Regions from separate parts of the Homo sapiens genome. Here region 1 is linked to region 2. A link is an interaction called in ENCODE POLR2A ChIA-PET data of the cell type or tissue named here. Cell type or tissue: B cell. All regions are shown on one strand.

Region 1 (5,000 bases), 120 kb after region 2:
AGGCCATTGCTACCTGAAAGACCTCTTGAGAGAACTGACTCCAGGCCCCAGCCTTTAGATAAGGTCAGAGACCTCGCTGGGTCAGGGACCAAATCCCAATCCTTGGTTTCCAGCCAGAGGCCACTGGACAGGCCACCAGCAGTGGCAGGACCAAGACCCCAGCTAAGCGACAAACCCTCTCCAGTGACCAGCCCAAGCTCCTCACCCTCAGTCAGGTCCCAACCACTGGAAAGACCTCTGGGGACGGCTGACCCAAGGCTGGATAAATCCATAGGTGCTGCCAGCCCAAGGCCCCAGTCACTGGAGAAAACCTCAGTTCCCACTGGCCTGAGACTTCCGCCGCCAGACAGACTGCTCATTACTAGCAGTCCCAAACCCCAGACTTCAGACAGGCCTACTGACAAACCCCATGCCTCTTTGTCCCAGAGACTCCCACCTCCTGAGAAAGTACTATCAGCTGTGGTCCAGACCCTTGTAGCTAAAGAAAAAGCACTGAGGCCTGTGGACCAGAATACTCAGTCAAAAAATAGAGCTGCTTTGGTGATGGATCTCATAGACCTAACTCCTCGCCAGAAGGAGCGGGCAGCTTCACCTCATCAGGTCACACCACAGGCTGATGAGAAGATGCCAGTGTTGGAGTCAAGTTCATGGCCTGCCAGCAAAGGTCTGGGGCATATGCCGAGAGCTGTTGAGAAAGGCTGTGTGTCAGATCCTCTTCAGACATCTGGGAAAGCAGCAGCCCCTTCAGAGGACCCCTGGCAAGCTGTTAAATCACTCACCCAGGCCAGACTTCTTTCTCAGCCTCCTGCCAAGGCCTTTTTATATGAGCCAACAACTCAGGCCTCAGGAAGAGCTTCTGCAGGGGCTGAGCAGACCCCAGGGCCTCTTAGCCAATCCCCGGGCCTGGTGAAGCAGGCGAAGCAGATGGTCGGAGGCCAGCAACTACCTGCACTTGCCGCCAAGAGTGGGCAATCTTTTAGGTCTCTCGGGAAGGCCCCAGCCTCCCTCCCCACTGAAGAAAAGAAGTTGGTAACCACAGAGCAAAGTCCCTGGGCCCTGGGAAAAGCCTCATCACGGGCAGGGCTCTGGCCCATAGTGGCTGGACAGACACTGGCACAGTCTTGCTGGTCTGCTGGGAGCACACAGACATTGGCACAGACTTGCTGGTCTCTTGGAAGAGGGCAAGACCCCAAACCAGAGCAAAATACACTTCCAGCTCTTAACCAGGCTCCTTCCAGTCACAAGTGTGCAGAATCAGAACAGAAGTAGTACCAATCAATGTCACATGAACAAACAAGCTGCCCCCAGGGTACCATTTGGGGAGGGGAAATCTTTTCTTTCTTTCCCCCTTAAAAAAAAACACATCTGCCCCGAACACTTTCCCACTGTTATTCTTTCCTCATATCCCAACACTCAGAACTCTTGTGACATTAGCCAGTGGGGGCTTATGGTTGTGTGAACCATGTATGAAAATCCAGTGGGCCCCAACCAAGGAGACAGACAGACTTGGGTCTCTTTCCCCCAACTTTTCCACATGGTCATCGTGAAATAAAAAGTCCACTCTGGAGTCAAGTATGGAATTCAATTCCGCTGGTCAGGTTGGAAGGTATAGGGGCTCTCAAAGCGATTTCCCCAACCAGACAGAGCCCCATTGAGGGCACCTAGGAACCCTTGGGAGGAAATGGTGTTCTTTCAAATCAGTGGCGATTTCCTGAGCATTCACGTGTTCTAGGCCGGGTGCTAGTCACTGATGAGAGATACAGGCCTCATCCCTGTGAGCCTGGATTCCAAGGCTTTCAGGAACCTTTGACCAGGAAGTAACAGGAAGTTCTGAGGGGCCCTGGGGCTTTAGACTCATTTTGAAATGTCCTTTGTGGCACCAGAAGTGGTTGTGTTGAGGAAGTGTCTCTTGGCTGCGGTGTGCATGGGTGCGTGTGCATGCGCGCACACTCACAGAGGTCTCCTCTATAGATGCAAGGGTGCTGCATTGAGGCCAGCAAGGCTGTTGGCTGTGGGGTCGCCGCTGCTGCTTTTGTCTGGGCTGTGCAGAGTCTCAAGATCAGTCCTTGGAGGAGCAGGTGGTCAGGGGCAGTCGGGCTCTGTGCGAATGTAGATTTCCAGCAGTGGAAGAAGGCATTTGGCAAGCTTCTCTTTCTTTGCTTTTGTTTCTACCTATTTTTCTCTTTGTACATGAATCCACCCCATCCCTATTTCCCTAAAACACTCAGGTGCTTTCAGATTTCAGAGCCTCGGGCAGTGGACATAGGGAATCTCTGGCAAGCTCTGAGCTAGACACACCAGCTTCAGGAAGAGTACCAGATCCTGATGGGAAATTTCTTTTCCCCATTCCTTTTCCCTCCTGAGTGGAGGGAGTCCTCTTCTTCGCCTCCCTGAGAATTGCTGTGCTCTGTATTGAGAGCACCTGCCTGCTGACTTAGCTCAAAGGCAAGCCAGAACCCTTCCCTGAAGACTGGCAAGAGGTGGTGTTTAGAGCAACGTCCAGGCTAAGAGATGACTCCTATTAACTGCTGATTATCTGTTACTGCTGCCCTGAGCTGGGGCCCAAGGGCTGGGAAATCTGTTGGTGCTACCCTGCCCTACCATTCACCCAGCTCACAGACTGCCAACAGGAAGTGCTGTTTGGCTAGTTTCCTCCCACTTGTCTACCCCTCCTTTGTCCTTAGACCAACATGTTTACCTCTCTGCTTTGCCAACTTAGCCAGCAGGCCATCCCCGGCCCTAACGTCTCCTGGCCATTATCTCTTAGTTATGGCTTTCACGCTCTCAATAGGATTCTGTATTTGGTCCCAATTTCCTCAAGTTCTTATTGAGGTTACTCCCATCAATTCCACGGAGGGAACAGTAGTTATTATAGAAGCATTTGCGCTTTATCTAAAGATTAAAAATAGAATCTGCTTTTATTTCCCAAAGTCTGTCTCTGAGGTTGAGACACTTGAACTCAGGCAGAGGGACGAGGCTGGGCAGGGCTGTCCTGAGTTTAGGGGCCTATCCCTGCATTTCACTGAGACCTCGGAATCTCCTCTGTGAATTCCACCTGCCTAGTTCTCCCCTTTCATCCTCTCTCTCTTCCCACATCATCAAAGAGGAAAAGCTCTTTGTTCAAAAGGAAGAGAAAACGTAAAGCATCTTATTTTCTTTTAAAAGAATTTTAAACCATGAAAAAGATATTTTTAAAGAAATTCACCGAGAACATTAAAGTTCATTATATTAAGTATTTATCATGTGTGAGAATAATAAATATATAACTGCAGCTAGTAGGTCCCTTTCCCTAATCTTTTAGGTCATATGAGTAGGGTTTGCTTGGTGCCAGTCCTGTGCCCTTTTCTCTCCAGTCATCTGTAGTTGTGATCAGAAAAAGGTATCTGCACTGCACTGTCAGAGTCTCCTTTCACTATGTTGTGTGTTAAATTACCGTAGCTCTTTGTTTCATGAAATAAACTGTGAATTTGGGGGGGGCGGGGGGAGGGCGTGCAGGCCATGTAAAAATTTTCCGTGGAGAAGTTTGATTCTAAAGTAGCTTCTCTAAAGTAGGCTTTGGTAGGTAATCAACTTGACAGCAGTCTAGATGTCTCACAGGACAGGAGGGAGTGAGGGAAAGGGGCCATGATTGGCTGCTTTGTGGTTTTATTTTGGTTCTTTCCATTCTCCGCCATTCATTGGAGGCTTCGTTCCAGACCTGCCTGGGAAAACAGCTTCTGAGCCATTTTGGGGAGCAGTTCTTCATCTGAATGGATGGACATCTGGGCTTCCTTCAAGGGCCATTGAATGGGAACTAGAAAACCACTGGAAACTAGAAATTTGAGCTATTGGGCCCACCAGTAGCAGCATGTGATACTAGATGGTTAAAATCATGAAAGCAGTCACTATCCAATTAGAAGCAGAGTCACAACAACTGTTGGGAAATGTGACTCTTGGAGGAAGGTGGGGAGGGAGTGGCCTTGCCAGCCCTGTGGGACGTCCCCTGAAGTTTGTAATAAGACCCCTTTTCCAAAGGGATGTGAATTGGAGTGAAAAGGAAATCTTTCATCTTAGAAAACTTCTGGTCCTTAACGCAGGGTGGTATTTGGGTATGTGCTTGGAAATTGAGATCTCAAGAGTGTTTGCCTTGGAGCCAGCTCCCCAGGAGGCCTTTTCCAGGGACAAGGCAAAAGTTGAAATTCTCCATGGGTAGCTAGAAAGCCAATACATCTAGCCCTGCTAAGTCAGAAAAAGATTATGAAAAATGTTGAAATTTACATTCAAAGCCTCATTTGCTTATCTTGCTGGAGCCAACCCAGTCTAATAGCAAAATAGCTGTCATTGATACAGAAACATCCTCATTTTTAAATGTCTGCTTTACCCTGTTACTGAGTTTGAGATGACTTAAATCACTGTGTTGACCCTCTTCTGAACCAAATCTTTAGCATTGATGAAAATAGTTATTTTATTCTTTACATCCTTCACCCCACACTATGGTCAGGGCATGAAACACCCTGTTGATCCCTTCCCAGGCTCGGCACTGTCTGCTCACTGGAGCCGGACTCCCAGGTTGTAATTCTAATGTTGCCTCATGAGAACAGAATGGCAGAAAGTTTAGTCCTGACAGATTCCCCCATAGGGAGTAATGAGGACAGCATGAAACTTGGATAGGTTTTACCCTTAGTCCCTATAAGGTGGATTTTACTAAGGTTTTTTAAATGATACTGTCATCCTCTTGGGGTTTATCAGCCAGGTTAGAGGAGCCCAGTGTCCTAACCTCTCTCAGATCATGGCAGAGAAGGAGCTGCCTCCAGCCCCTTTCTTGCTGAGTTTCATTTGAGCAGTTCCATGTGTAGACATTCCAAGTCACTGCTTGGTAGTTGCTGTGGGAGCCTGTCATTGGCTATGGCCAGTTAGTTCTCAGCTGAGCTTCCTAGGGCCAGTGCAACAGGGCCAGAGGCTGCTATAGTGTAAATTGAAATAAGAATAGATCATTGTTTTGTACACACACACAATAAAAT
Region 2 (5,000 bases):
ATTTTCTATACCAAAGTTTTTCAATATCCCCAACATAAACTATCCATTAAATAGTAATTCCTAATAGTTCCCTATTCCTACTCCTTGGTAACCTAAATTCTTTCTCTCCCTTTGAATTTGCCTGTTTTATTTTAGATAATATAAGTAGTATCATATAATATTTATCTGTTTATATCTGGCTTATTAACATAAAGTGGAGCCAATTTTAGCACATTTTTGTCACTTCAAAATGAAACCTTCTTGCTTGATAATTTACCATGTTAAAAAAAAAAAAAAAGGAAACCGGGCGGGGCGTGGTGGCTCAGGCCTGTAATCCCAGGACTTTGGGAGGCCGAGGTGGACAGATCACAAGGTCAAGAGATTGAGACCGTCCTGGCCAACGTGGTGAAACCGTCTCTAATAAAAATACAAAAATTAGTAGTGCGCCTGTAGTCCCAGCTACTCAGGAGGCTGAGGAAGGAGAATCGCTTGAACCAGGGGGGCAGAGATTGCAGTGAGCCAAGATCACGCCGCTGCACTCCAGCCTGGCGACAGAGCGAGACTCCGTCTCCAAAAAAAAAAAAGGAAACCTTGTACGCTTTAGTTACCATCCTCCTACACCTTAACTTCCCTGCCCCTAAGTAACCATTATACTATTGCCTGTCTCTACATCCCTCTATTTGAGACTCATATGAATGAAATTATATAATATGTAGACTTTTGTTACTGTTTTTTTCTATTAGCATGATGTTTTGCAGGTTTATCCTTATTTAGCATGTATCAGCGGCCACATAATACTTCATTGTATGGATATTTCACATTTTGTTATCCATTCATCAGTTGATGGTCATCATCCCAAACAAGAACTCTGTACTTATTGAATGATTCTCCTTTCCTCCCTTTGTCTATTTTGGCCATTTTGTAGTAACTCTATTTGCCTATCCTAGGTATTTTATTTAAGTGGAGTCATACAGTATTTGTCTATTTGTGTCTGGTGTATTTCACTTAGCATAATGCTGTCAAGGTTTTTGCATGTTGTAGTGTGTATCAGGACTTCTTTTTCATGGTTGAATGATCTTCCATCTTGTAAATAATAACACATTGTATTATCCATTTGTGATGGACATTTGAGTTGATTTCACCTTTTCGACAATGTAAATAATGTCGCTATGAACATGGGTGTGCAAATATCTGTTTGAGTCTCTGCCTTCAGTTCTTTTTGGTATATGCTTAGCAGCAGAATAGCTGGGTCACATGGTAATTCCATACTTAACTCTTAGAGGAAGTCCGCCCCTTCCTTTCTTAAGTCTTTGCTGTATACCTTTGAAGGGTTTCCCTAGTTTATATAATTGCTTGTGATAGTTTTTCCCCTATTTATTGACTGTTTTGGGGGAGATACTGGCCCTTGAAGTTCATGACGACTCCATTTCCTCTGATGTCACTATAAACACTTTTGACTGTGGCAGCCTTTGCTAAAAATATTTTTGGATCCTGGATGTGGTAGTTCATGCCTATTATAATCCTAGCACTTTGGGAGGCCAAGGTGGGAGAATTTCTTGAGTTGGGAGTTAGAGACACTTTTGGAGTTTGTTTTTTTATAATTGTCTTTTTTTTTTCCATCTCAGTCTTAAAGTTATTTCTTCAAAGACATAATTGTGCTTAGGCTTTGATGCTTTCATCAGGTAAAATGAAATAAAGACTGAATCTGATGAATAAATAAAACTAGTAGATAACAGCTTCTAAGTGTGACTTTGAAGTAACATGAATGGTTTTTATCATATGATACATAGAAATGACTTCTTAGTGGTAATATATGGCAGGATTTGGCAAACTAGCCTGCAGTCCAAATATGGCTAAAAGCTGTTTTTGTACAACCAGTGAGCCAACAATAGTTTTTACATTTGTGAATCGCTGAGGCAAAATCCAAAGGAAAATATTTTGAGGCCGGGTATGGTGGTTCACGTATATAATCCCAGCATTTTGAGAGGTTGAGGTGGGAGGATGGCTTGGGCCCAGGACTTGGAGACCAGCCTAGGCAACATAGTGAGATCCTGTCTCTAAAAATTTTTTTTAAAAACTAGCTGGGCATGGTGGTACATACCTTGTAGTCCCTGCTAGTTGGGAGGCTGAGGTGGGAGGATCACTTGAGTCTGGTATGTTGAGGCTGTAGTGAGCTGAGATCCTGCCACTGTACTCTAGCCTGGGTAACAGAGCGAGACCCTGTCTCAAAAAAAAAAAAAAAAAAAAAGAATATTTTGTATCATGTTAGAATTAAATTAAGCCGGGCGCGGTGGCTCACGTGTAATCCCATCACTTTGGGAGGCCTAGGTGGGCAGATCACGAGGTCAGGAGATCGAAACCATCCTGGCTAACACAGTAAAACCTGTCTCTACTAAAAATACAAAAAATTAGCCGGGCGTGGTGGCAGGTGCCTGTAGTCCCAGCTACTCGGGAGGCTGAGGCAGGAGAATGGCGTGAACCCGGGAGGCGGAGCTTACAGTGAGCCGAGATAGCGCCACTGCACTCCAGCCTTGGCGAAAGAGCTAGACTCTGTCTCAAAAAAAAAAAAAAAAAAAAGAATTATATGAAATTAAAACTTCAGTAACTACAAGAAGTCTATTGGAATGTTGCCACTAATATGTTGTCTGGCTGCTTTTGTGCTGTGATGGGAGGATTGAGTAATTTCGAGTGTATGTCTTACATTGCAGAATCTAAAATATTTACTATCTGGCTTTTTTTTTTTTTTTTTTTTTTTTGCGACGGAGTTTCACTCTTGTTGCCGAGGCTGGAGTGCAATGGCACGATCTCGGCTCACCGCAACCTCTGCCTTCTGGGTTCAAGCAATTCTCCTGCCTCAGCCTCCTGAGTAGCTGGGGTTACAGGCACGTGCCACCACACCCAGCTAATTTTGTATTTTTAGTAGAGACGGGATTTCCCCATGTTGGTCAGGCTGGTCTCGAACTTTTGACCTAACATATCTGCCCGCCTGGGCCTCCCAAAGTGCCGGGATTACAGGCATGAGCCACTGCACCTGGCCTACTATCTGGCTCTTATACAGAAAAAAGTTTATCGACGTGTGTGATTGTCACAGGTTATTATTGATTGGTCTTCTGAGAACAATAGTCATTCATATGTGTTCTAATGCGACTGCCAAAATATTATTTCATAAGCACATTTAATATGTTAACTTTTAATGGATGAAGCAGTAATTTGGTAGTTAAATGAACATTAATTCAACTTGCTTTGGTTAGTGGGAAGGATATTTTAGTGTTATTTTCATATTCACATTATCCTGCTGGTCAGCATTCCTTTTTATTCTCCTCCTTGGTCGTCAGAAAAGAGGTTAAAAAGGCCGGGCGCGGTGGCTCACGCCTGTAATCCCAGCACTTTGGGAGTCCGAGGCGGGTGGATCACGAGGTCAAGAGATCGAGACCATCCTGGCCAACATGGTGAAACCCCGTCTTTATTAAAAATACAAAAATTAGCAGGGCGTGGTGGTGCCCCAGCTACTTGGGATGCTGAGGCAAGAGAATCACTTAAACGCGGGAGGCGGAGGTTGCAGTGAGCCGAGATCGCGCCACTGCACTCTGGCCTGGGCAACAAGAGCGAGACAGATTACAGGCGCACGCCACCTTGCCAAGCTAATTTTTGTGGTTTTAGTAGAGACAGGGCTTCGCCATGTTGGCCAGGCTGGTCTCGAACTCCCAACCTCAGATGATCGCCTCCCACCTTGGCCTCCCCAAGTGCTGGGATTACAAGCGTGAGCCACTGCACCCGGCCAGAAGTTATTATATAATCAATGCACCATTGCCCAAAATACTTATCTGAATTTTTTTTTTTTGACACGGAGTCTTGCTCTTGTCACCCAGGCTGGAGTGCAATGGCGTGATCTTGGCTCACTGCAACCCCTGCCTCCTGGGTTCAAGCAATTCTTCTGCCTCAGCCTCCTGAGTAGCTGGGATTACAGGTGCCCACTACAACGCCCGGCTAATTTTTCTTTGTATTTTTGGTAGAGATGGAGTTTCACCATGTTGGCCAGGCTGGTATGAAACTCCTGAGCTCAGGTGATCTGCCCACCTCGGCCTCCCAAAGTGCTGGGATTACAGGTATGAGCCACCGTGCCTGGCCTTATCTGACTTTTTTTTTTTTTTTTTTTTGGGACAGTCTCGCTCTGTCACCCAGGCTGGAGTGCAGTGGCGCTATCTTGGCCCACTGCAAGCTCTGCCTCCTGGGTTCACGCCATTCTCCTGCCTCAGCCTCCCGAGTAGCTAGGACTACAGGCACCCGCCACCACGCCCGGCTAATTTTTTGTATTTTTAGTAGAGACGGGGTTTCACCGTGTTAGTCAAGATGGTCTCGATCTCCTGACCTCGTGATCCACTCGCCTCAGCCTCCCAAAGTGCTGGGATTATAGGCGTGAGCCACTACACCCGGCCTGACTTTTAAGCCATTGTATTTATTATATCATTGATTTAGTTTTGGGCAAATGTGGTCACAGAAGATTTGGACAAATGTTGTCACAAAAGGTTATGCTTAATTTTCCGTAATTTATTTCGGCAGTGAGTAGGAAGAAAATTTGAATGCGTATATGTTACAGACAGTCTTTTTGAGGCTGGGGACGTGGCTCACACCTGTAATCTCAGCACTCTGTGAGGCCAGTGCAGGAGGATCGCTTGAACCCTTGAGTTTGAAACCAGCCTCGGCAACATGGCAAAACCTCATCTCTAAAAAAAAAAATTTTAAATTTAGCCAGGCTGGTGGCATGTGTCATTAGTCCCAGCGACTTGGTGGGGCTGAGGTGGGAGGATCACTTGAGCTCAATAGGTATAATTTTCAGTGAGCTGTGATTAGGCCACAGCACATTAGCCTGAGTGACAGAGTGAGAATCTGCCTTAAAAAAAATAAAGTATTTGAAAGCCTTCTTCAGAGGTTATTCTTGGAAAAGCAAATAATATTATAGCCTTGAGTATAATAGTGTCATATCATTTAAGCCATATGGAAAATAATACTTTGTATGAAAA

The links. Peaks named below come from ENCODE experiments on the same cell type or tissue, not always from the same donor. Only the 100,000 strongest peaks of a DNase experiment are listed, where the experiment ranks them.
Region 1: POLR2A ChIA-PET joins it to region 2 with 8 read pairs; 7 of 35 experiments call an interaction of 5 or more read pairs at or near these places.

What each region holds. Positions count from the first base shown.
Region 1 is chr5:177,294,191-177,299,190 of GRCh38, forward strand. It overlaps NSD1 (nuclear receptor binding SET domain protein 1), which reads left to right. Exons shown (of 23, transcript NM_022455.5): 23 at 1-5,000. The coding sequence ends at 1,269. Among named protein-coding and RNA genes, the nearest start is that of RAB24, 7.0 kb to the right of the region's middle. RefSeq lists enhancers at 1,510-2,011, 2,012-2,511. In B cell, no CTCF peak of the experiment used is centred here; DNase peaks (open chromatin) are centred at 1,921 and 2,463; H3K27ac peaks cover 3,973 bases.
Region 2 is chr5:177,170,756-177,175,755 of GRCh38, forward strand. All of the region lies in intron 2 of NSD1 (nuclear receptor binding SET domain protein 1), which reads left to right. Among named protein-coding and RNA genes, the nearest start is that of NSD1, 39 kb to the left of the region's middle. In B cell, no CTCF peak of the experiment used is centred here; no DNase peak of the experiment used is centred here; H3K27ac peaks cover 532 bases.